2 separate regions of the Homo sapiens genome follow, and region 2 is linked to region 1. Evidence: read pairs that join two places in POLR2A ChIA-PET (ENCODE). Cell type or tissue: OCI-LY7. All regions are shown on one strand. Each heading gives the region's core, and the rest is flanking DNA. Links, peaks and the distances in the headings are about the cores only.

Evidence for each region. Peaks named below come from ENCODE experiments on the same cell type or tissue, not always from the same donor. Only the 100,000 strongest peaks of a DNase experiment are listed, where the experiment ranks them.
Region 2: POLR2A ChIA-PET joins it to region 1 with 6 read pairs; 5 of 35 experiments call an interaction of 5 or more read pairs at or near these places.

Annotation. Positions count from the first base shown.
Region 1 is chr2:25,493,500-25,505,125 of GRCh38, reverse strand. All of the region lies in intron 9 of DTNB (dystrobrevin beta), which reads left to right. Among named protein-coding and RNA genes, the nearest start is that of DTNB-AS1, 78 kb to the right of the region's middle. RefSeq lists a silencer at 3,488-3,590, a cis regulatory region at 5,934-5,944 and enhancers at 5,872-6,016, 7,258-7,367, 7,388-7,467. In OCI-LY7, for the core only: no CTCF peak of the experiment used is centred there; a DNase peak (open chromatin) is centred at 6,815; H3K4me3 peaks cover 837 bases; H3K27ac peaks cover 1,132 bases.
Region 2 is chr2:25,372,180-25,383,407 of GRCh38, reverse strand. It overlaps DTNB (dystrobrevin beta), which reads left to right. Exons shown (of 21, transcript NM_021907.5): 20 at 4,085-4,118; 21 at 5,855-6,165. The coding sequence ends at 4,089. Among named protein-coding and RNA genes, the nearest start is that of DNMT3A, 36 kb to the right of the region's middle. RefSeq lists enhancers at 6,137-6,186, 9,696-9,840, a silencer at 6,277-6,766 and a cis regulatory region at 9,768. In OCI-LY7, for the core only: no CTCF peak of the experiment used is centred there; DNase peaks (open chromatin) are centred at 1,887 and 2,617; H3K4me3 peaks cover 353 bases; H3K27ac peaks cover 2,417 bases.

The DNA.
Region 1 (11,626 bases), core at 4,630-8,629:
CTATCAGTCAATCATTATACAGTATTTAGGCTTAGAAACTTTTTCAAAGCCAATCATTTCAGATATCAATTATGAATTATTTGTCACTGGAGAGAGTAATGGGCAATTTATGAATATCTCTGAACCTTTGGACCTGAAGCAAACTAACCCACTTTGAAAGTTAGTAGTAAGTTTGAAATTGGAAAGTTTGTGTCTCTAAATTTGTTCTTCTTTTGGAAGACGCTTTTTGGGCTATGTCTGTTGCGTTTCCATGTGCATTTAGAGTCAGCTCATCAAGTTTTGCAAAAAGGTATTTTGTGATTTTGTTAGGAATTGTACTGAATCAATAGATCTATTTGGGGAATATTGCTATCTTAGCAATATGAAATCTATGAACATGTGAAATCTTTCCATTTATTTAGGTGTTCTTTCTTTCAATGATGTTTTATAATTTTCAGTATACAAGCTTCACACTTTGGTTAAATTTCTTTCTTTCTTTTCCTTCCTTTCTTCCTTCCTTCCTTCCATCTTTTCCTTCCTTCCTTTCCTTCTTTCTCTTTCTTTTCTTTTCTTTCTTTCTTTCTTTCTTTCTGCCTTGCCTTCTTTCTTGCCTTTCCTTCTTTCCTTCTTTCTTGCCTTTCCTTCTTTCCTTCTTTCTTGTCTTTCCTTCTTTCCTTCCTTCCTTCCTTCCTTTCTTTCCTTCTCTCTTTCCTTCTTTCTTTCCTTCTTTCTTTTCTTTCTTTCCTTCCTTCCTTCTTTCCTTCTTTCTTTCCTTCTCTCCCTCCCTCCTTCCTTCCTCCTTCCTTCCTTCCTTCTTTCTTTCTTCCCTTCTTTCTTTCTTTCCTTCTTTCTTTCCTTCCTTCCATCTGTCCATCCGTCCGTCCTTCCTTTCTCTCTGTCACCCAGGCTAGAGTGTAGTGGTGCGATCTTGGCTCAATGCAAACTCTGCCTGCCGGGTTCAAGCAATTCTTGTGCTTCAGCCTCCCAGGTAGCTAGGATTACAGGCATGTGCCACTGCTCCCAGCTAATTTTTGTATTTTTAGTAGAGACAGGGTTTCACCATGTTGGCCAGACTGGTCTCGAATTCCCAACCTCAGGTGATCTGCCCACTTCGGCCTCCCAGAGTGCTGGGATTACAGGCGTGAGCCACTGCGCCCAGCCAGGCTAAATTTATTTCTACATATTTTTTATGCTATTGTAAATAAAACTGTTTTTTTTTTTCTTTTTTTTGAGACAGAGTCTTGCTGTGTCGCCCAGGCTGGAGCTCAGTGGTGCCATCTCAGCTCACTGCAAGCTCCACCTCCAGGGTTCACGTCATTCTCCTGCCTCAGCCTCCCCAGTAGCTGGGACTACAGGTGCCCGCCACCACGCCCAGCTAATTTTTTGTATTGTTTTTAGTAGAGATGGGGTTTCACCGTGTTAGCCAGGATGGTCTCGATCTCCTGACCTCGTGATCCGCCCACCTCAGCCTCCCAAAGTGCTAGGATTACAGGCGTGAGCCACTGTGCCCGGCCTCTTTTCTTAATTTCATTTTCAGATCACTGTTAATATCTAGAAATACAATTGAATTTTGTAATATTGATCTTGTGTCCTGCAGCTTTGCTGAACTTGTCTATTAACTCTAATAGTTTTGCTTGGTTGGTTGTTTTGTTTAGAGACAGGGTCTTGCTCTGTCACTTTGGCTGGAGTGCAGTGACACAATCATAACTCACTGCAGCATTGAACTCCTGGGCTCAAGTGATCCTCCCACCTCAGCCTCCTGAGTAGTAGGACCACAGGCACGCACTACCACACCTGTCTAATTTTTAAAATTTTTTTTTTGGAGGGAGAGAGTCTCTCTATGTTGTCCAGTGTGGTCTCAAACTCTGGCTTCAAGTGATCCTCCTGTCTCAACCTACCAAAGTGTTGGGATTACAGGCGTGAGCCACTGCACCTGACTCTAATAGCTTCCTTTGTGTGGACTCTTTAGAGTTTTCTGTGTATGAGATCATGTCATCGGCAAATAGAGATAATTTGACTTCTTGACTTCTTCCTTCGTAGCTTCACAGTCTGGACTTTTTTTTTTTTTTTTTTTTTTTTTTTTTTTTTTTTTTGAGATAGGGTCTTGCTCTGTCACTCTGGCTGGAATGCAGAGGCACAATCATGGCTCACTGCAGCCTTGCCCTCCCGGGCTCAGGTGATCTTCCCACTTCAGCATCCCAAGTAGCTGGGACCATAGGCTCATGCCACCACACCCTGCTGATTTTTTTTTTTTTTTTTTTTTTTTAGACAGTTGCTCTGTCAACCAGGCTGGAGTGCAGTGGTGCAATCTCAGCTCACTGCAAACTCTGCGTCCTGGGTTCATGCCATTCTCCTGCCTCAGCCTCCCGAGTAGCTGAGACTACAGGCGCTGGCCACCATGTCCGGCTAATTTTTTGGGTTTTTCTTAGTAGAGACAGGGTTTCAACGTGTTAGCCAGGATGGTCTCCATCTCCTGACTTCATGATCCACCCACCTTGGCTGCCCAAAGTGCTGGGATTACAGGCATGAGCCACCGTGCCTGGCTGCTCTGCTGATTTTTATACTTTTTTAGAGATGGGGTTTCGCCATGTTGCCCAGGCTGGTCTTCACCTCCTGGGCTCAAGTGATCCTCGCGATCTTCCTGCCTCAGCCTACCAAAGTGTTAGGATTACAGGAGTGAGCCACTGTGCCAAGCCCCAGTCTGGACATCTTTTATTTCTTTTTCTTGTCTAATGGTTGTGGTGCACCCACTTAGTCTTAAATGATGGTTTCACTGGGTTTAGAGTCCAGCCAAAGTTGTTTTCTCTTCATTGCTTGAAGGTATCGCTCCTCTATTATAATCAGTTTTGCTGATGGCAATCTGATTCTCCTTCCTTTTTGTCGAATGTCTCATTTTGCTGGTAAACTTTTAGGATTTTTTTTGTTTTTTGTTTTGTTGTTGTTGTTGTTGTTATTTTGTTTTGAGACAGGTTCTCACTCAGTCGCTCAGGTTGGAGTGCAGTGGTGCAATCACGGCTCACTGCAGACTCCACCTCCCTGGGCTTAAGCAATCCTCCCACCTCAGCCCCACAAATAGCTGAGACCACAGGTGTACACCACCATGCCCAGCTAATTTTTTATTTTTGTAGAAACAGCATCTCACTATGTTATCCAGTCTTGTCTTGAACTCCTGACCTCAAGTGATCCTCCTACTTTGGTCTCTCAAAGTGCTGGGATTACATGCATGAGCCTCTGCATTTGGCCAGGATTTTTTTTAATACTTTAATAAATCTGAAGTTTTACTATAACCTGTCTGTATATAAGCTTTTTGAGTTTCTATTTAATTTAATTTAATACTCAGGATTCTTAGTTTCTGAAGACTCATGCCTTAAATCTGAAAAATTTTCAGCCATTGTCTGTTTAGATACTATCGCCTCTCCTTCATTCTCTTTAGTTTGTCTGAACCCTAAAATATAGACTTTAAAACTTTTGGATTGCTGGGCACAGTGGCTCATGCCTGTAATCCCAGCACTTTGGGAGGCCAAGGCTGATCTCTTGAGGTCAGAAGTTCAAGAGCAGCCTGGCCAACATGGTGAAACTCTGTCTGAAACCCAACAAAAATTAGCTGGGCATGGTGGCTCACACCTGTAATCCCAGCTACTCAGGAGGCTAAGGCAGGAGAATCGTTTAAGCCTGGGAGGTGGAGATTGCGGTGAGCTGAGATCTGACTACTGCATCCTAGCCTGGGCGACAGAGCGAGTCTCCATCTCAAACAAACAAAAAATTAGCTGGGCATGGTGGCATGTGTCTGTAGTCCCGGCTAGTTGGAAAGCTGAGAGGCAGGAGGATCCTTTGAGCTGAGGAGTTCGAGGTTGCAGTGGCAGCTATGATCCTGCCACTGCACTCAAGCCTAGGTGACAGAGTGAGACCCTGTTTCAAAAGAGAAAAGAAAAAAAAAAACTTCTAGATCTAGCTTTTACATTTAACTTATTTTTTATGTTCATCAATCTTTAGCTGTATTCAGTTTTGTTTTGTTTTTTGTCTCAATAACTATGGTTTTCATTTTTAAAGCCTCTAATTGGTTATTTTTCAGAACATTTGATGGATGCTGTTTTATCCTTTAGGGGCCTGAGGATCTTAGGTATTTGAAGACCTTTTTGGATGCTCTGTTTTCTCTGCTTTTCGGGGGGCCCCATGGGGGTCAGAACCTAGGTTCTTCCAGCCTCCTCAAAAGTGGCCAGCAGTCCTTGTGTGTGTGGCTCATGGCCGCTGAGAAGCAGCCCTTGCTCACCACTATGATTCTTCATTTTCTTCCTTAGAGGATACTTTTTCATTTTGTTTAGGCATTAAACAGAGTTTCCTTTTTTGTTTTGGTCCTAGCTATACATGCATTAATTATGCATTAATTTATGTTTATATCTTTAAGTCATTTTTTTTTTGGCACAGGAGGGTGAGCTCTCCGCATGTGCTCACTCTACTACCTTGTACTGGAAGTCCCTGGACTACTTCTGCAGCTGATTTATAGTTCACTGGCAAAGCACTGTCTCCCAAGGTCTCTGTGTGGTCTTTTCAGCAGAGACTTAGATACACATTTTAATGAAATGGTAGGTGGTTTTTCTTTCCCTTGGCAAATTCTCTAATGTCTTGGGGCATTTTACATTTCTTTTAGGTTCTTTTGGTCCAGAAATGAGATGCTAAGAATGATTGAACAGCGTAGTTGGCCTGATGTGTTTAGTACGCATGAGGAGCGCTGCTGCCTCTGTTGGGTGTGTGCCTGTTTAGGCCTCATTACTCCTCCCACTCACAGATTTTTGCTATCCCAAATGGCTTATCTACCAGCCTTCTTTGAATTCCTTGTCTGGATATCTTTTCCATTTAAAATTCATGTCAGTTGAGCACCCGACCAATTGACACTTTTGGGTTTCAGCCAATACATTGCTTAAGGTAGATTAGAATGGTAAGTAGATGGCCTGGCACAGTGGCTCACTCCTGTAGTACCAGCACTTTGGGAGGCTGAGGCAGGAGGATTGCTGAGGCCAGAAGTTCAAGACCAGCCCTGGCCACAGAGTGAGATCCCATGTCTACAGAAATATAAAAATAAAAAAAATTAACTGGATATGGTGGTGCACCTGTAATCCAAGTTACTTGGGAGGCTGAGGCAAGAGGATCCCTTCAGCTCAGGAGTTTGAGGTTGTAGTGAGCTATAATCATGCCAGCGTACTCCAGCCTGAGTGAAAGAGCAAGACCCTGTCTCAAAACAAAACCAAAAAAAAGAATGGTAAGTAGAATTATAAAAGCTCAGCTATAAGAGAGTCATTCATAATTGAACTAATATTTGTTGAGCAACCAGTGTGTTCCAATTGTGGTTTTCAGTACACATTGTGAATGCAATGAAGACAGAGATGAAACAAGTACTAGGGTCCCTGCTCTCGCAAAGTTTACAAGCTCATAAGTGAAACCAACCAACAAATAAAAACTAATTACATATAATAGCAAATTATGATAAGTATTATTTAAAAAGAAGAGGATACTATGAGAGAATATAGCAGGGACTTCTAATTTAAATTTTGTAGTCAGGAAAGGGGTTTTCAAACTTTTTAAAAAAGCAGTAGAACATTTTATTCCTATGAAATGTTATGTGGAATAGAAGTGGAGCTACCCTTATTGGAACAAGATTGGGGCCTAACATCCTTCGTCTGTTCCCCTTGCTGTTCATCATGGTCACTGAAGCACCATGTGGCATCCTCAGATCCCCAGAGCACAGCATGTGAAAATCAGTGCTCTAGAACCAGCCCCTGTCATTTCACAGACCAGTTAGCTGAGACACACAGGGCTTCATTGTCCAAAGTCATGCAGGTCACATAATCCACTTAGTATCAGAGTTGGAGCCAGAACCAATTTTCCCAAACTTTTTCCCACTCTCCACTGCCCCCCTTTCCTTCCTGATATGGTTGTTTTTGTTTTTGTTTGTTTGGTTTTTTTTTTTGCAATGACACGATCTCGACTGAGTGCGTCCTCCGCCTCCCCGGTTCAAGCGATTCTCCTGCCTCAGCCTCCCGAGTAGCTGGGATTACAGGCACCCTGCCACCATGCCTGGCTAATTTTCCTATTTTTAGTAGAGACAGTGTTTCACCATGTTGGCTAGGCTGGTCTCAAACTCCTGACCTCAGGTGATCCACCCGCCTTGGCCTCCTAAAGTACTGGGATTACAGGAGTGAGCCACCATGCCTGACCTTGATATGTTTTCATTATAAAATTATGGTATTTCAATCTCATAATCTCAAACATTCTATAGATCTTTTTTTTTTTTTTTTTTTTTTGAGACAGGGTTTCATTCTGTTGCACAGACTGGAGTGTGATGGCATGATCATGGCTCCCTGCAGCCTCAACCTCCCAGGCTCAAGCAATCCTCCCACCTCAGCCTCCTGAATAGCTGGAACCACAAGAATGCACCACCACACCTGGCTAATTTTTGTATTTCTTTTGTAGAGATGAGGTTTCACCATGTTGCCCAGGCTGGTCTCAAACTCTTGGGCTCAAGCAGTCCACCCGCCTCAGCCTCCCAGAGTGCTCCCAGTGAGCCACTGCACTCGGTCTGTAGTTTTTTCCTGTAATTAATTTTACCCATTATTGTTCACATTGCCCTTCACATTCTGCACTGTGTCCCTCATCTATATCCTTAGAGTTTGTAGCCTTGAAAGATGATATCCCACTGTTATTTTGTTTTTATTATATTTCTGATATGAATCAGCTCTTTCATCTTCTGCTCAGTAGTCTAACACATGCACCCATTTTATTTTAGGCTCTTAGTTTGGATATCTGAGTGTGTGTAGTAACAGTCACACTAGTTGGTTTGTCTGATTTGTTGGCTTGGCTTTTCTCACTTCTTCATTTATCTAAGTAAATAATAGAATTATTTCCCGGGCACTGAGGTATTTAGTAAGGGTTTCATTTTGACTACCTCTACTTTTAGTGTAAATACTTGTGTAGTTTTTGTCATTTTGTTTTGTTTTTGTTTTATTGTGCCAGAAAATTTCCAGACCTGTGTTTGAACAGTGTAGGAAGGGGGAGAAGTGGTGACAATGAGGAGGCCCTGGGAGACTGAGGCTGTGCTGTCTGGGCAGTGCCTGCACAGACAAAGAGTTTTGTTCTAATTTGGGAGACTAGTAGAGAATTGATGATTTGGGGTAGAATGGTGACATGATGAGAGCGGTGCTTAGGAAAGTGATTTTAGCTGTGAGAAATCAGATAAGTAACAATAGAAAGGTTCCCTGGACACCCATGAACCAGTAGAAAACCTAGAATATTTAAGTAACATTAGCCAAATGAGGGCTGAAATGTGATGGTGGCAGTGGGGATAGAAACCAGGAACACAGTTTTAGGAGCTATTGACTACATGAAATAAATAAGAGGCCACAGAATGACTCTGACTGGCAGAGACAATCTCATGATGGGACTACCCTGTCAGAGACATCCATCAGAGCCTGCTCAGCAGCTCACACTGGATAGCCCTTTTGTTTCAACTGCCCTCGTATAAGCTGCCTTTATGAATTAAGGAGCTGTCTGCATCAAAGCGGTAGACAGACACCATCGTCCTATTTTTTCACCCTGCTTGCATTCCCATTAACTCCTCTTCAGCAAAACAAAAAACTCAAGCCTTACTGGTTCTCCCTACCTCCTGATAGCTACCTACCTAGACTGCTTGGCAGACACAGTTCTGTAGGCTACTTTCTTATCAAGAGTTGGCAATTAGAAGAGGCCCTTGGAGAGGAGGTGGGAGTGCTCCTTAAAGTCCTCATCGGAATGGAATTGCTGACCGGGTTCATTAGGCTATGGATTTGCAGCAAGACTTGGATTCTATTGCAAGTAGGTGTGTTTCATTTTTAAGCTTCCAATGAGCAGTACCTACACTGTGTGCTACCTCTGTCTTCCTGTCCTGTCATTTGACTGCTTTGTGGACTTGCTGGTGGAAGGCAGATGTGTGTTTGCCTTCTAATGAGTTGTCCTCTTGAGCCTCCTCTTTCCCAAAATGCTCTGTGGGGAAGACTACCTTGTAGAGAAGACCCTTCGTCATGTGATTGTTCTGTTTCCTTAGAGACAACAGCAGCGTAATGCATTAGAAGCCAGATCTGTAGAGAAAGAAGAAGGCTTTGCTACAGAGTGTGAAGGTTTAATAGTTATTCTTCGCCTTTATATTTTTGCCACCTTAAGCACTGGGCTAATGATGATTGTGTTTATTTTTGGCAAGATGCTAGAGCCCCTAGAACTTCCCAGGGAGTTTCTATTAAATGGGCAGCCCACTATTATCTTTTTTTTTTTTTTTTTGAAACAGAGTCTCACTCTGTCACCCAGGCTGGAGTGCAGTGGTGCAATCTCAGCTCATTGCAACATCGGCCTCCCGGGTTCAAGCGATTCTCCAGCCTTAGCCTCCCAAGTAGCTGGGATTACAGGCACCCACCACCATGCCTGGCTAATTTTTGTATTTTTAGTAGAGATAGGGCTTTACATGTTGGCCACGCTCGTCTTGAACTTTTGACCTCAGGTGATCCGCCTGCCTCAGCCTCCCAAAGTGCTGAGATTACAGGTGTGAGCCACTGCGCCCAGCCCCACTATATCTCTTCTTGTTTGGTAAAAATATGTGAGAGTCAGCCTGTCATCTATAGCAGTGAATTCATTTCCATTTTTGAAAACAGATTTCAGTTGATGACCATGTGAACAGGTCGGGAAATGACTTTGCATCATGCATTTTGTTGACCCCTCTATGAGCAGTAACTTGTTAAAGCATTTAAGATGCCATCCTTTCTCATTTTTCTTAAATACAGGACTTAGCATCTACATAAAGTAGGAACAACTTCCTAAGTTTAATGAACAAGGAGAACAAGGAAGGAGGGATTCATCATGGAAAGGTTTTTAAAAATAAAAAAATACATTTCTGTTGATTTGATGATCCGGTTTATAAGACTCTCGACTGCTTTTTCAACATAATGATGATAAATTGAGCAATACTGTTAAATAGTTAATTTGTTATAGTTAATAACTATTGTCTCATTTTACAATTCTGTCCCTTTCTAGAGCTAGAGAGATATTTGGCTTCCTCTCCATGTCTCTAGACACTATCTAGTGGTGAAAGTGTAAGAATGGATTTGTGGTAAACTTTTCCTTCCTGAGAAATAGTTCATTAAACAAGTCTGATACCACAAATGGCTATGCTAAATTGCTACGAATATAAATTGAGGCATATATGTCTGCTGATAGGGGAGTTTTTTATATTAACCAATTGGTTAATTAATTGTAAATGATCAGTAAACTTAAATGCACTTCCCGGAAGTCAGAAACCTCATTGTAGGTATGTAACATGATATTTATGCTACACTTACAGTACCAGATGCTTATTTTTTTAACATCATGGTTTTCCAAAAGGTGTTTTTGCTTGTTTGTTTAACTTCCTTGCTTTGGCAGATAACCATAGAACCCCGTGAGGTAACAAGAAATGGTTGGTCCATTACATAGAGATAGACAAAGAGCATGCTACTCAAGGAGATCAAGAATGATCCACACTATCCACACGAGAATCATTGCAATGAAAGGGCTTTTAGAACCTGGGCTCCTTAATATTTCACCAGAGCTGCAGCTTACCAGCATTATAGATCAATGTAATCCCTTATGTCCTCTTCATCATAATGGAATAATAAGAAAACTGGTTTTCTTTCTAGACAATATATTGTTTTCACTTAAGGGTCCACGAATAGGTCTCTAACCACAAATTTTTGAAGAGTAGTAGTAACTAAAAAGAGAGAGAGAAGGCTGGGCACAATGGCTCATGCCTGTAATCCTAGCACTTTGGGAGGCCAAAGCAGATGGATCACTTGAGCCCAGGAGTTCGAGACCAGCCTGGGCAGCATGACACAACCCCCAACTCTATGAAAAATACAGAAATTAGCTGGTGTGGTGGCATGTGCCTGTAGTCACAGCTACTTGGGAGGCCGAAGCAAGAGAATCACTTGAGCCTGGGAGGTGGAGGTTGCAGTGGGCCAAGATTGCACCGCTGCACTCCAGCCTGGGTGACAGAACGAGACCCTGACTCAAAAAAAAAAAGAGAAATACCACCTTCATTCTGACGCATTGTGCAGCAGAGATGCTGAAGTGCCTGCACCCTGAGCACTGTCATTTGACACTTTTCTTTGGAAGAAAGTTAATCTTTAAGTAAGTGAACATTTTTTTGTTGTAGATTTGTTCTGCAGCCTCCCTTTTTTTTTTTTCTGGCAACAGTGCTCTCTCCTTAGAGATCTGTTCCCCTCCTAGCGCTAACTGTGATGTTCCGGGAGGAATACCAGTCATAGCATGGGGCCTGCTGAATGCCAGAGTAGGCAAGTGACTCAGGGCAGGCCAGAGGCTTTGCTGGGGATTTTCAAATTGGGATAAAGGAAGAGGTTTTATTCTCCAGTGGTAAAGCTGTGAGATTCTGGGCAGAAACTCTTTCTTCCTAAGCATAAAAAGCTGTGGGCCATGTGTAAAGCCTGACTCAAAATGAGATCTAAGCAAAGGTAACAGTAAACGTCCTAATGACATTCCAACATCCTGGAAGCCAGCTGCACCCCTGCCTTCGTGAGGTTGGTTATGAATTTAGTTAGTATTTAGTTATGGTGCCCAATAAGTTCCTCTCCCAACCACCCCCGCACTCCCCCCTCCTCCCCCCACCCCCCTTACCACTTAAACTACTTCAAGTTAGATTTGAGGCTAGTAGTCCTGAATTGGGGCAGTGTTTCTCAAACTTGAAAATTTATTGTTCCCTGAGAACTCTAATCTGAAAAATTCATTTGGATAATACAGAGATGCCTGAAATAAAAGAGTGTTTGTGGATTTGATCTATTCAGTGGCTTTAGAAGCAGATACAAGTAGTGTCCAATACTGATTCCATCATGTGACCTTGAACCCATTATCTTCCTTGACTTTTATTTCTTTATTTGCAAAATAGAAATACCACCATGAGTAGTAGTGAGAATTCACGTAATGTTTCTGAGGGGCCTGGCTCAGTGCTGATGCATTTCACACTCAGCAAATGCTTAGGCACTGTCTTCCCCCCACAACCTCCCCAATGCTGCAAAAGTAAAGAAATGTATGCAAAATACACAGCAAATCCTGTAACTGTTAACTTCATAGGATTTTTTCATATTATTTTGTTGTACTGGTTTTTGTTTATATCAAATGAAATAATTAAGTTGTCTTTGTTACAAATAGTCTTACATGTATTTGGTTATAAATTATCATCATATAGGATTTGATCTAAATATTGTAATATGTTAAGCTAAAGCTTAAGTATCTGTTGTTGCTATGACTGATGATTATGAGGACTGATTATAAACTTCTTGTGGGCAGGGACAGTCTTCAACTTGTTTTATTTTGTCCCGAAACCCCTAACAGTGCTAGGCATGAATAGGCCGTGGATTTTTGTTTGTTTGCATACTATGGCCAATGTTTATTTAAATGGAGCTTGTAACTAGAAAGGTTTTCTAGAGCTATTGAAATTTCAGGAGCTGTTTTTCTGATAAGAGAAGTGAGAAATTGTGTAACTTTGGCCAATCTATGAAGGACATTCCAGGATAAGTAGGTGGGAAAAGAGGTGAAAGCAGGGGCTTAGAAGAAGCAAAAGAACAACAACTTGATGGAG
Region 2 (11,228 bases), core at 229-4,228, 120 kb after region 1:
CATCTCTACTAAAAATACAAAAAATTAGCCAGGTGTGGTGGCAGGCGCCTGTAGTCCCAGCTACTTGGGGAGAATGAGGCAGGAGAATCACTTGAACCTGGGAGGCAGAGATTGCAGTGAGCCGAGATCACACCACTGCACTCCGTCCTGGGCAACAAGAGTGAAACTCCATCTCCAAAAAAAAAAAAAAAAAAGACCAAAAATGCAAAATAAATAGATCAAATGAAGTGGCAGAAAAAGCTAATCATAAAACTTTCAGCATATAAGTATAATAAGGGTTTCTGAAAAGGAAGAGATTGTTGTGGACTAGAATAGCCAAATGGTTTTGTGGCTTCATGGAAGAATAAAACCAAGAAGGGAAGGTGTCAGCAAAGGACAGTAGTGCCTTCCTAGTTTCATTATATATCGAACCTGCTTAACACATGACATCTGGGAAGAGCTGCAGGGAATGATTTTCACGTATGATGATCTCATCTAATCCTTAACACTGTGAGACAGATTCGAATATCCCCATTTTACCCATGAGGAAATAGGCTCAGAGAGATGTTGTTCATGTAGCTGTTAAACGGCAGAGATTTAGGCCAGACGTGGTGGCTCACACCTGTAATCCCAGCACTTTGGAAGGCCGAGGCGGGCGGATCACTTGAGGCCAGGAATTCGAGAGCAGCCTGGCCAACATGGTGAAACCCTGTCTCTACTAAAAATACAAAAATAAGCCAGGTGTGGTGGTGCATGCCTGTAATCGCAGCTACTCGGGAGGCTGAAGCAGGAGAATCCCTTGAACTCAGGAGGCAGAGGTTGCAGTGAGCCAAGATCACGCAACTGCACTCCAGCCTGGGCAACAAAGAGAGACTCTGTCTCAAAAAAAAAAAAAAAAAAAAAAAAAAAGGCAGAGAACTGGGTCTTTCTGACTCCAAACTTCGTGCTCTTAATCTTCATCCTTCTATGTTATACTGAACAGAAAACAAAATTTTCTTTGGACATTTGAGGGTGAGCTGTTCTTTCTGTTGTGCATTAATGTGTTAGTTGCTGGATTCCTCCTAAACATCAGCTCCTCAAGGCAGAGATTTTAGTCTGTTTTGTTCATGTTGTGTTCCAGTGCCTGGTGCTTAGTAGGAGGTCAATAAATGAACAAATCAAAGGAAATAAATGGGGTGATGAGATAGAGAGTACCTTATCGGGGAGAGAAATGCAATGGCTGGTCACCCCAAGGAGGTGAAGGTAGGGAGAGCAGGAAGCATGAGGAGGAGCCAGCAGCAGCCCTCCCAGGGAGGAATTCTGAACAAGGCTCGGGGGAGTGAAAGAACCTGCCAGCTGATAAATGGCACAGCCTGAGTTCAACTCCAATGCCCATGGTTTAGTCTGAGCTGAACTGGTAGACTAAGGGAAGTGGAGTGGTCTTACTTAAGGAAGGGTAGAAGCCAAGTGGGAGATACAGGTAAGGAAGCTGTGACAAGAAAGGGAAACCTACAGGACAGTGGGTCTGGAGCATTCTTGGCCCATAGGGGCTGGAGTGGCTAAGACAGGGTCGTCTTTGGAGTCTCACGGGGCAAGGAATTTGTCAGCAAGGACCCTGAAATTGCTGAGGAAGAAACTGGGAGAAGAGGAAGAAGATTCTGCAGATTCTGAAATCGTCTAGTGAGTCTGAGCTAGGCCTGGGAGGAAGTGGACAGCAGCGCCAACGAGTTGATGAGAATGACATATGTGGCACGGACACCAAAAGGTCAGACTAGGCTGGGCATGGTGGCTTACACCTGTAATCCCAGCACTTTAGGAGGCTGAGGCAGGGGGATCACTTGATGCCAGGAGTTTGAGACCAGCATAGGCAACATAGCAAGACCCCATCTCTACAAAAAATAAATTAGCCGGATGTGGTAGTGCACACCTGTAGTCCCAGCTGCTTTGGAGGCAGAGGCAGGAGGACTGCTTGAGCCCAGGAGTTTAAGGCTGCAGTGAGCTATAGTCACGCCACTGCATTCCAGCCTGGATAACAGAGCAAAGCCCTATCTAAAAAATAAAAATAAAAGGTCACATTAGAGAGCAGTAGTGTTTCAGACATCCAGGAATGCTTCATAGAAATGTAGAAACAATTGACTTACCCACACAGACAAGAAAGAAGGCAGGAGGGCAAAAGGTGAAGAGATACACAGATAAATTTACACTGGTGTAAACACATGCTGCAAACACGCGCACACACACGCACACGCACATGCACATGCACATGCCAACCAAATCCTAGCATTCATGTGGAATGTTCCTGGCTGAAGACATAACAGCTGCATCTCTGGCCTCCCTTCACCTGCCCCTCCCTTCCCCAGTAGCTTTTTCCCATGGCCTCTCCTCAGTCCTTTTCACTCCACCAAAGCAAACCTAGGACTGCCCCAGCCACTGAGGCCTTGCCCTGGCCACGAACTCTAGCCCTTATCCTGGTTCGAGTCTGAGTGTGGGCCATGCCTCACATGGGAATCAGACTGGGTTTCCCTTGCCCAGCCCTCCAGGCCCCAGGGTGCTGTCTCTGCACCTGCACTCCCCTGTCCACATCAAACTGGGTTTCCCTTGCCCGGGCCTCCAGGTCCCAAGGTGCTGTCTTTGCACCTGCACTCCACTGTCCACATCAGACTGGGTTTCCCTCGCCCGGGCCTCCAGGCCCCAGGGCACTGTCTCTGCACGTGCACTGCCCTGTTCGCATCAGACTGGGTTTCCCTTTCCCGGCACTCCAGGCCCCAGGGCACTGTCTTTACACCTGCACTGCCCTGTCTGCATCTCTTCTGTCTTTCTGTGCCTCTTGCCCTTAGAGCTCCTTGTCTGTCTTTCAGTGCATATACCAGAATGTCTGTATGTCTATGTGAAATCTTTTTGTGGGAATGCCTGAATTTTTACGTATGTGACTTTCTGGTGTCATCCCTAAGGCCAAGAGTGTTAAGAGTTGGGGTGAGAGATGGTAGAGTTTTTTATGTTTGGCTCTCCACATTATATAGGTTCTAGGATATGTCCCTGAAACTACAACGTAGCTCATACATGGGCATTTTTATAAGACTAAGTGTTTTTATGGGTGGACCTCCTGATTCTCTGCCATGAGCTAGGCCTGAGATTTTACAGACCTAGGACTAACTGCAGTCACCTGGACACCAGAGATCTGTAACTGTCAACCGTAAAGAGAGAGAGTATATTTGCTTCTTTGGGGTTGAAACCATACTGACGTAATATAAACAGAATTTGGTCAGCACCATCAGGCAAACATAGTCTGCTCGATAAGGAAACTGTGAGAGTCAAATGGAACTTTTGAAGAATCTAGACCAAGCTGAACTTCCCTGCCATATTCACCCCTGCCTCACGCCTCTCCCTGTTCACCCCTGGCTGGCTGGCTGCATCCTGGGGAATGCTTCTGCTCCATCGGGGTACCCTTCCTCCTCTGCATCTCCTCAAGAGAAGTGTAACCAAGACACATAGAAGAAGCACAGACTAACACACCTTCCCCCATAGTACATCATCTCCACCCTCCACAGCCTCATGTTATGCTCCTGTGTCCTTCACAGTCTCCCCTCCCATACCCTGCCATCCCGGTGTGGGGGCTGTAAATCCAGTTTGCATCCATAAAGAGCCCTGGTGCAAGGCTGGACAGCAATGGCCCTCAGAGAACAGAACAGGCTCAGGAGGGGCCAGGCAGTGCTCGAGCCTCGGGTGAGCAAGCGCAGGGCTTTTCAAAGCAGACCATCTGCAGGAGGGGGACCGCCCTCACTCAAGGCGCAGTCATGTTCCCTTGGGGAACTTTCAGAGCTGAGTGGGCTTTGCCCCCCTCATGTAACTGCTCCCTGGATTTAAGGAGTTTTGATTCCATTTTTTAATGACTTTCCTTCTCCTGAGAAGCATCTGTCTCCATGGCTGCCTCGGGTTGGCTACAGTAGTAGAAAGTATGACTCTACCCTGCTGTCATACCTGGGTGGGAAAAGTCAACAAACGAGTAACGGGAGAAGCAAGGAAGCCCCTGGGGTGGGTTGGTCAGGGAAGCCCCTTTGAGATAGTCTGGGGCATGAGAAGACCTGGCCGTGACCTCAGTGTGTTGTTTCTGCCCATGCTGCCACAGGTTAGCAGAGGAGCCGGACACAGAGGAAGCTCAGGTGAGTACAAAGAGTCCTCTGCCTCCCCACGGCCCCTCCCTCCTTCCTCAGCATCTTCCCTTCCCCTCCCTTCCTGCAGTCACAGGTCCCTAGCCAGGGCAGTCCTAACAGGTGAAGATGCAAGAGCCCAACTGTCCCTTCCCTTTGCCCACCCCAGCCATGTGCCCTCCTTGCCCTGTTTCTAGGCTGTGTCCTGTCTTGCACAGCACTGTCTGCAGGCCTGGTCCTTGGGCATGGCCTGGTGTCCTCTGTGTTGGGATGGCATTGGCAGACCCGACACTGCTGGCTGAAACAGGGTGTGCTGAGCAAGGCCACCTCCCTGGGGAGCACTGCCTCCCATGCTCCTTTCCCACAGCCACTGCCCACTTCCTTCCTGGGATCCAAACCACAGCCAGTGCGTCCCTGGATTCTGTCACCCAGCACTGCACCGAATCACAGTCCCTGACCCACAGACATGTGATTCATGCAGGATCACACTGACTACAGGGCTGACCAAGCCGCTTCCCATGGTGCCCGGCCAAGCTGCACCTTCTCACTTCCTGAAGAAGCAATGCAGAAAAGTACGGACTGCTCCAGTGGCAGATGCTCATTGCCTTTAGGAATTAGTCATTCCCATTTTCCAGCTCAACACCTTAATTCTTTCTAGTCCCAGCACCAAGATATCAGACTTCTCCATTTTAAAATCTTGTCTTCCCTCCCCTCCTCCCACCCCCCCACCTCTTATATTTAAAAATTAGGCATCTTCCTCGAATAAAGAAGTCAGGGCCCTAGCTGCACAATCCAGAAAAGGGGTTTTTTCAGACCCTCCCAAGTCGTGTCATCCTGGAATAGCCTCTGGCCCTCTCTGCCCAACCGCGCCAGGCCATTGAAGGCCTCTGCCCGCTCCCCCGGGGCCCCTGCAGCCTCGGCCTGCGCTGACTCTGGATTGTGCGAGCTGAGGAGAGGGCAGCACCTGGGCCACGCACATTCTCTCGCTGCCCTGGAAATCACAGCGCCCCAGGGGCTTGGAGAGAGGCTTCTCCCTAAACTCACTGTGCACATTCAGGCAAGGCCCTTTCCCAAGCAAGCCTAGGCCGTGGCAGCCGAGGAGGGAAATCAGGAACTGACTCGCCCTGCAGGAGCCTGCCAGAGCCCCTCTCTCCCCGGGGCAGAAGGAACTGGGGTGCAAGGGAACGTGGCAGAGCCATGTGCCCCCACCGCCTTGTTGCACATGGAGGAAACCAATGCCCCACACCAGAAGCTCCATGCCAGAAGCAGAATTGGAGCCGGGTCTTCTGCCTCCTAATCCTGCGCTCTCTGACCCACATCAGGGGTGATGAGAAACACCAACAGCCGAGAGTTAAACTAAGAGTATAAAACTTGGGTGCCGCGGATTCATGGATGCCCAGGCCTGCGCTCTGCTGGCCGGGGGCTGAGGCTTCCTCCCTTTCCTCTTAGTATTCATCGGCACACCTCAGTCCTCCCTGCCCTTCTCCTGGGCCACAATTCTCCCCAAGAAATCACCCCATTCAAACCTTGCATTGTGAACCCAATTCTTTCTTCCACGGAAACACTTCCTGACCCTTAGGAATGATGGCAGAGGACCCTAGGTACCACCCTTCAGCCCAACGCTTGAAAGGCGCCCAGCATCCTAGCAGCCCCTCCCTGCAGGGCCTCCTGTTCACAGTAGATGTTAGCAGCTTTTGTCCTGAACCCTCAACAGTGCCCGTGACTAACGGTGAGTGTGTCTTGCGCAGGCACAGAGGACGAGGAGCAAGCTGGCGCCGACATGGCGAAGGCAAGGTCTTCCCCCAGAGGCACATTCCTCTCCATCTTTCCACCGCACACCTGGACCAGGCTTGCAGGCTGCCAGACGTCACTCCACCCGCCAGGGAGAGGGGAGCCAGAGCCGGTGGGAAGCGGGGAGGGGCTGCGTGGCACAGCTAGTGGGCCTCCCCCTGCACAGCCCTGCATGTACTAGCACCTTCATCACTCCCCTCAGGGCATGGTCTCATCTCCGCATCAGGAATTCACCTGGAGGTTGAAAAGAGAAAAGAAAAAGCACCAAGCTCTTGTGTGTTTGTGACCTGATGAAACACTTCCTGGCGTCTGGCCAGCACGTGGGGTGCTCCTGAACGTGGGGGCACAAGTTTCCTTATCTTTGACCTTTAAAAACCAACAGGTTTCTTCCAGCGTGCAAAGAAAGCGTCAGGCCTTGCTCGGCTCTGTAGACATTCACACCCTGGCCACGGTGCTAAAAATAGTCTCACACTGGTTAGGCTTCCGCCCGCCCCGTGTGATGCCGCCGCCTGCAGCCCGGGAGGGAGGGGCGGAGACCCAGCCGCGCGCCGCAGCCGGGCTGAGCCTCCTCGGAGAGGGCGGGAGGGTCTCTGCGCCGCGGACTCCGTGGCCGCCAGGGGGCGCGCCGCCGGGGGCGCTGCTCGCAGCCTCTCGCCTTAGGGGTCGATTGGGCTCGGGCACACGTGATCAAGTCCCGTTCCCGGTGATTTTCATTTATTTTTTCCTCCTCCCTGGGCTCCAGGATGTTATTTTTAGCAGAAGAACTGCTATAAATATTTATAAAGGGCAGTGACTGTAATGAAGCGAGAAGCCCCACAGCTGGCTCCCCAGCATCCCTCACCCACCTCTGCAGACCCCTGCCCTTGGCTTTGAGGAGGTCTGTGCAGAGACGGTGGGATCAACTCCTGGCCGCACACGGATGGAGTCCCAGGCAAGCCTGCCAAGGCCCAGTCAGGGTAAAATAGAAGGGGTGGGTGTTCACACCTTCCGTCCTTTCCTCTCTGTCTCTTCTCCCCCATAGCTCATCTTCCCATTGGTTGGCACTGTGTCCCCACGAGCTTTCCACGGAGTTGCGCTCACCGTGGCCCCTCTCTGGCTCTTCAGGCAAGCAGAGCTCCCTGTTTCCAAGGGCGTGGGGCCCTCTTCTCTGCCCAAGCCCCTGCTGACTCTCTGTGTTTTCAGCTCTGAGGCCAGCACTCAGGTACCGGGTGCACTCTGGTGATACCCGTTCTTGCTGAGGTTGATTTCTCGTAGAGCTAGAAAACCCGCCATTACCTAAGCCCCGAGCTCCCTCATGACTGTTGGCGTCTGCTTTAGGACCCACATGCCTGTCAGACCTTTGGAACTGGGTCCCTTTCCTCAATCCTGGCGAGGAACACAGGTGGTCATCACGGAAGGAAGATGGGCACTTCCATCTTAATTGCTCTGTGACCACTGAGCAGGCTAATTTAACCTAGGTAGACGGTTTTTTGAGAAACTGCAGCATCACTGACTCCTGGGTGAGCCAGGCTGCCGTGCAGCACCACAGCCTGGGCTGGCGCTGTTTTGCAGTGCTGGAGGACCCCGGGAGGGCTACCAAATGCATCGTGGGTCTTGAGGAAGCAACAGCTCCACCGAGTTCTTGTCCATAAGTCCCAGCCACCCTGAGCTTCCTCTTCCCTTCGCAGCCCCTCTCATCTGCTGGTGAGGCTTCAACCACTGGCAGACGTGCTCCTCTTCGGGCTGCTTACTGTGCTCCTGCAGCCCATAAGCGCTTCGGAGGGGTGCAGTTGCTATGGCAATGCCTACAGCCATCTGAATTCCTGCTGCACCTTCTGGGAGAAAAGAGCTCATGAAGAGGCATTCGGTGGATTCCCAGTCTGGCCTCTGGCCTCTGCACTGTCAGGAGTCAGCTGATGGGTTACATGCCGGACACGTGGGAGGTAGGTAGCCTGCCTTCCTTGGGAAGACACACTCTGTACCCGCAAGCCTCATGCGCCCGGACGGGTTCTCCTTGTGTGGATCAGAAAACTAAATGAAGTGTCCTACTCAGGGCTCCTAGGTAATATACTGCACCAGTGGTTCTCAGACTTAAGCATGCCCGTGAATCCCCTGGAGTGCTTGTTAAAATACAGATAGCATGGCCATGCCTCCAGAGTCTCGGATTCAGCAGGTCTTGGGTAGAACCAGAGAATTTGCAGTCAACAAGCTCACAGGTGACGGTGGTGCCGTTGGTCCAAAGACCACACTCTGAGATTCACAGGACAACACTTGGATGAAGAAGAAAACAAAGCAGTGCAGGAAGCCATCGCCCATCAGTGAAGAAGGGCCAGAGTCAGCCGTCTATTTTAAAGGAAGAAAGGGCCCTGGGCATGGGTGCTGGAACTGGGATCCCTAGTCTAAGTTGGTTTTGGTCCCCAGCAATCAATGAAGACTCTCCCAGACATGAAGGTGGGCAGCACTGAGGCAAGGCCTGTAAGGTACAGAAGACCGACATCATGGAGGCCCAGCGACAGGGAGTTACTTCTCAGTCTATAGTCTCAGTGGTAGGGAGTGCTGAAGGCCTGCCTGGCTCAGGAGGGATGACAGGGGAGAGGGGGTGTTGCAGGCACCTAACCCCCACAGCCAGAGCCTGGACACCAAGATGCTTTCCCCAGGATGCAAATACCATCTTCCACACGAAACAACATCCAGGCCCAGATGGGCTGCTTCAGGCTACCGGAAGCTCCATCTCCTATGGGCATTGAATTCTTTTCAGAGGGAAAATGATTACTAGAGAACCTAGTAATTCGATGTTACTTACAGGTCTCCCCAGTTAAAGTAGCAGATCCCAGGGACTCTGGTGCCTTCTCTGCACTTAACCTTACTTGAGAAGCCAGGACTCTGTAGGTAGTGGGCTTGGAGTCTCTCCTGCCTCCTGCACAGGCGCGTCTGCAAACAGGTGGAGGACACTGGCTCCGTCTTCCCTCTGCTTCCTACTTCCAAGGGGGGACAGCTGGGGTAGGACCATGGCATAAAAGAAATGGGCATCAAATCCTTTCACCAGTTCCAAAAAGCAATATGAGTCTACTAGTTCTGTGACAGTTTGAATGGGTTGTGACTGCTTTCATGTTGAAAATTTAAAATCTCTAAGGGAGGTCATGAGAACTAGAACTTGCTGGGAATGGAGTTGGGAGGCAGGTGTTGAAGACAAAAACACCAGGTAGCCATCCTTGTATTTCTGAAGTAAATGGAGCCTGTCATTGCTAAAGGTGGAGATTCAGAAGGGACTTATAGGCTAGAGGTGGGACTGTTGTTTATTCAGGCAGATGCTTCACGGGCACCAACTGTGTGCTGGGCACGAAGCCCCTTCCTCAGGCCTTCAGGCCTCACTGGCTCCAGGGTCTTAGAGCTTAAGGTTGGAATCTGGTCTGGGTTCGAAACTGTATAGTGAAGGGTGGGCTTGGAGGAACGGGCTGCCCTATGAACACGTCAGACTCAGGACAGTGGGTGCAAAGTGAGGCCACCCTGGGGAGGAAAAGGCTGTGGTTCCCTACTCAGTGTCTGTTCTAGGTGCTGAGAAGGATGGGTCCTTGGGCTCAGGGGTGGGATGGGAGACTGGGAGGAGTGGGACCCGAGGAACCCAGGGGTGTGTCCTTGAGTTCAAGAGTCACGGCAAACATACAGAGGCCTTACAGCCCCCTGGGACCCAGCTCACTGCTGGCTCAAAACGAGTCCGTTACCACGCAGTCAGTGATGGCCTCAGTCAGCCCCAGCAAGTCCTCAACCAGGTGGCAGAAACACCTGTCCAAAGCTTGGCCTACAGCCATGGCCACACTGCCAGGCAGAGTTCATAGGCCTGACGCCAGGGGTAGTGGCACGGGCAGATAATCTCACCCCATTTTGGCAAGGTGCACAGAGAGTCCTCAGAGCACAAGCGTGGCTGCGGGCACACCCTGGCGGGGCCCCTGGCTTAAACGGTACAGGCCGAAGGTGCTGCCGTTCTCCCCAGGAGAGCAGCCTGTGCTGGAGCCCGGGAAACAAGGCCTCTGGCTCAGTGCCTGACTCAGGACTGGGGCAGCTGTCCGCCCCGCCCCCCACCTTCCGGCCTGAAGGGCACCTGTACCCATCAGGCTTTTTGTTCAGGCCTCAGCGCGTGAGCCACACTGTCTCCACCACCATGGCGTGGTCCCAAGACCTTAGTCACTTTGTCTCTTTCCCTCCCTGCCTGGAAAGGCCTCCTGTGCCAGGCACCCATGGCCCTCACTGAGGAGATTCAGCCTGGGCTCCACGTCTGAAGCGTCTGGAAGTCCTCCCCACAGCTCCTCCCAATCCCAGGCCTGTTTCCTTTCCTTCAGACGAGGCCCCGTGGCTCCTCCTTCCTCCTCCACAAAACCTATTGGCCATGGGTGCCGACAAGAAGCAGCAGGTCCTCTGCTTCCCAGCCAGAAACAGCAGGGAGCTGCCCTGGTGAGGACCCTGCCCTCCTTGGCCTTGCTCGTGTGCCCTCCTAGGGCTGCCCTGATGGGCTGGTCTTTTGGAAAAAGGAATATGCCCTGGGCCTGCTGAGAAGGAGGCCACGCAGCGAGGAGGCAGGCGGCCCAGGAATCGCTCTGGCCCAAGGGCCTGGCACAAATGTTGGCTGTGAGGGAGCCAGGCGGGAGATCCTGCAGAGATGTTCGAGCTTCCTTCTGGACCAGCTCCTGGGGATGAGCCAGGCTGGGGACAGTGGGGCTGAGGGTTAACAAGGAGGTCTCCTGGCTGGGCTGGGACGCAGTCCCCTCCTCCGTGGGCTCCTCTTTTCTCCTGACTGCTGGTTGGTGTTTGTCCTACTTTCCTCATTGCCTAGGCAACCATTTCAGGTTCACCCTTTGCCACCCAGCCTACCCCCGGGAGCCCAGAGCCCAGCTCTTCCCACTCCCGGAGGAGGAGAACAAAGAAACGAGGCACACCGAGAACAGCAGGGTGACGCCAGGGACACGTGGGCTGAAGAGCCAGGGGCAAGGAGAGGGAAAGAGAACGAAGGGGATGAGAAGAGAGGCAGAGCTGGAGCTGACGGGGAGCCATGGACACTGGGATACGGTGGCCGCACGGCAGGCCTGAGGCCAGGGAAGGTGGAGGAAGGAAGCCAGGAAGGGCCCTGGGGGAGAAAAGCTGACAAGGAGGCCGATTTGAGGTGGACTCTCCGAGCCGCATCCTGGGCTTGTGGGAATCGTTCCTTTGTCCCATTGTTGCCACAGCTCATTAGCCCTGGATTTTACCCTAATTAGATCCCCACTTGCTTTCCACCAGGATATCCCATTAGCCAGGGCTGCAGATGACCTTCCGCTGGGATCCTGCCCCTAGCCCGGCCCCTGCCCCACGCGCAGGCCC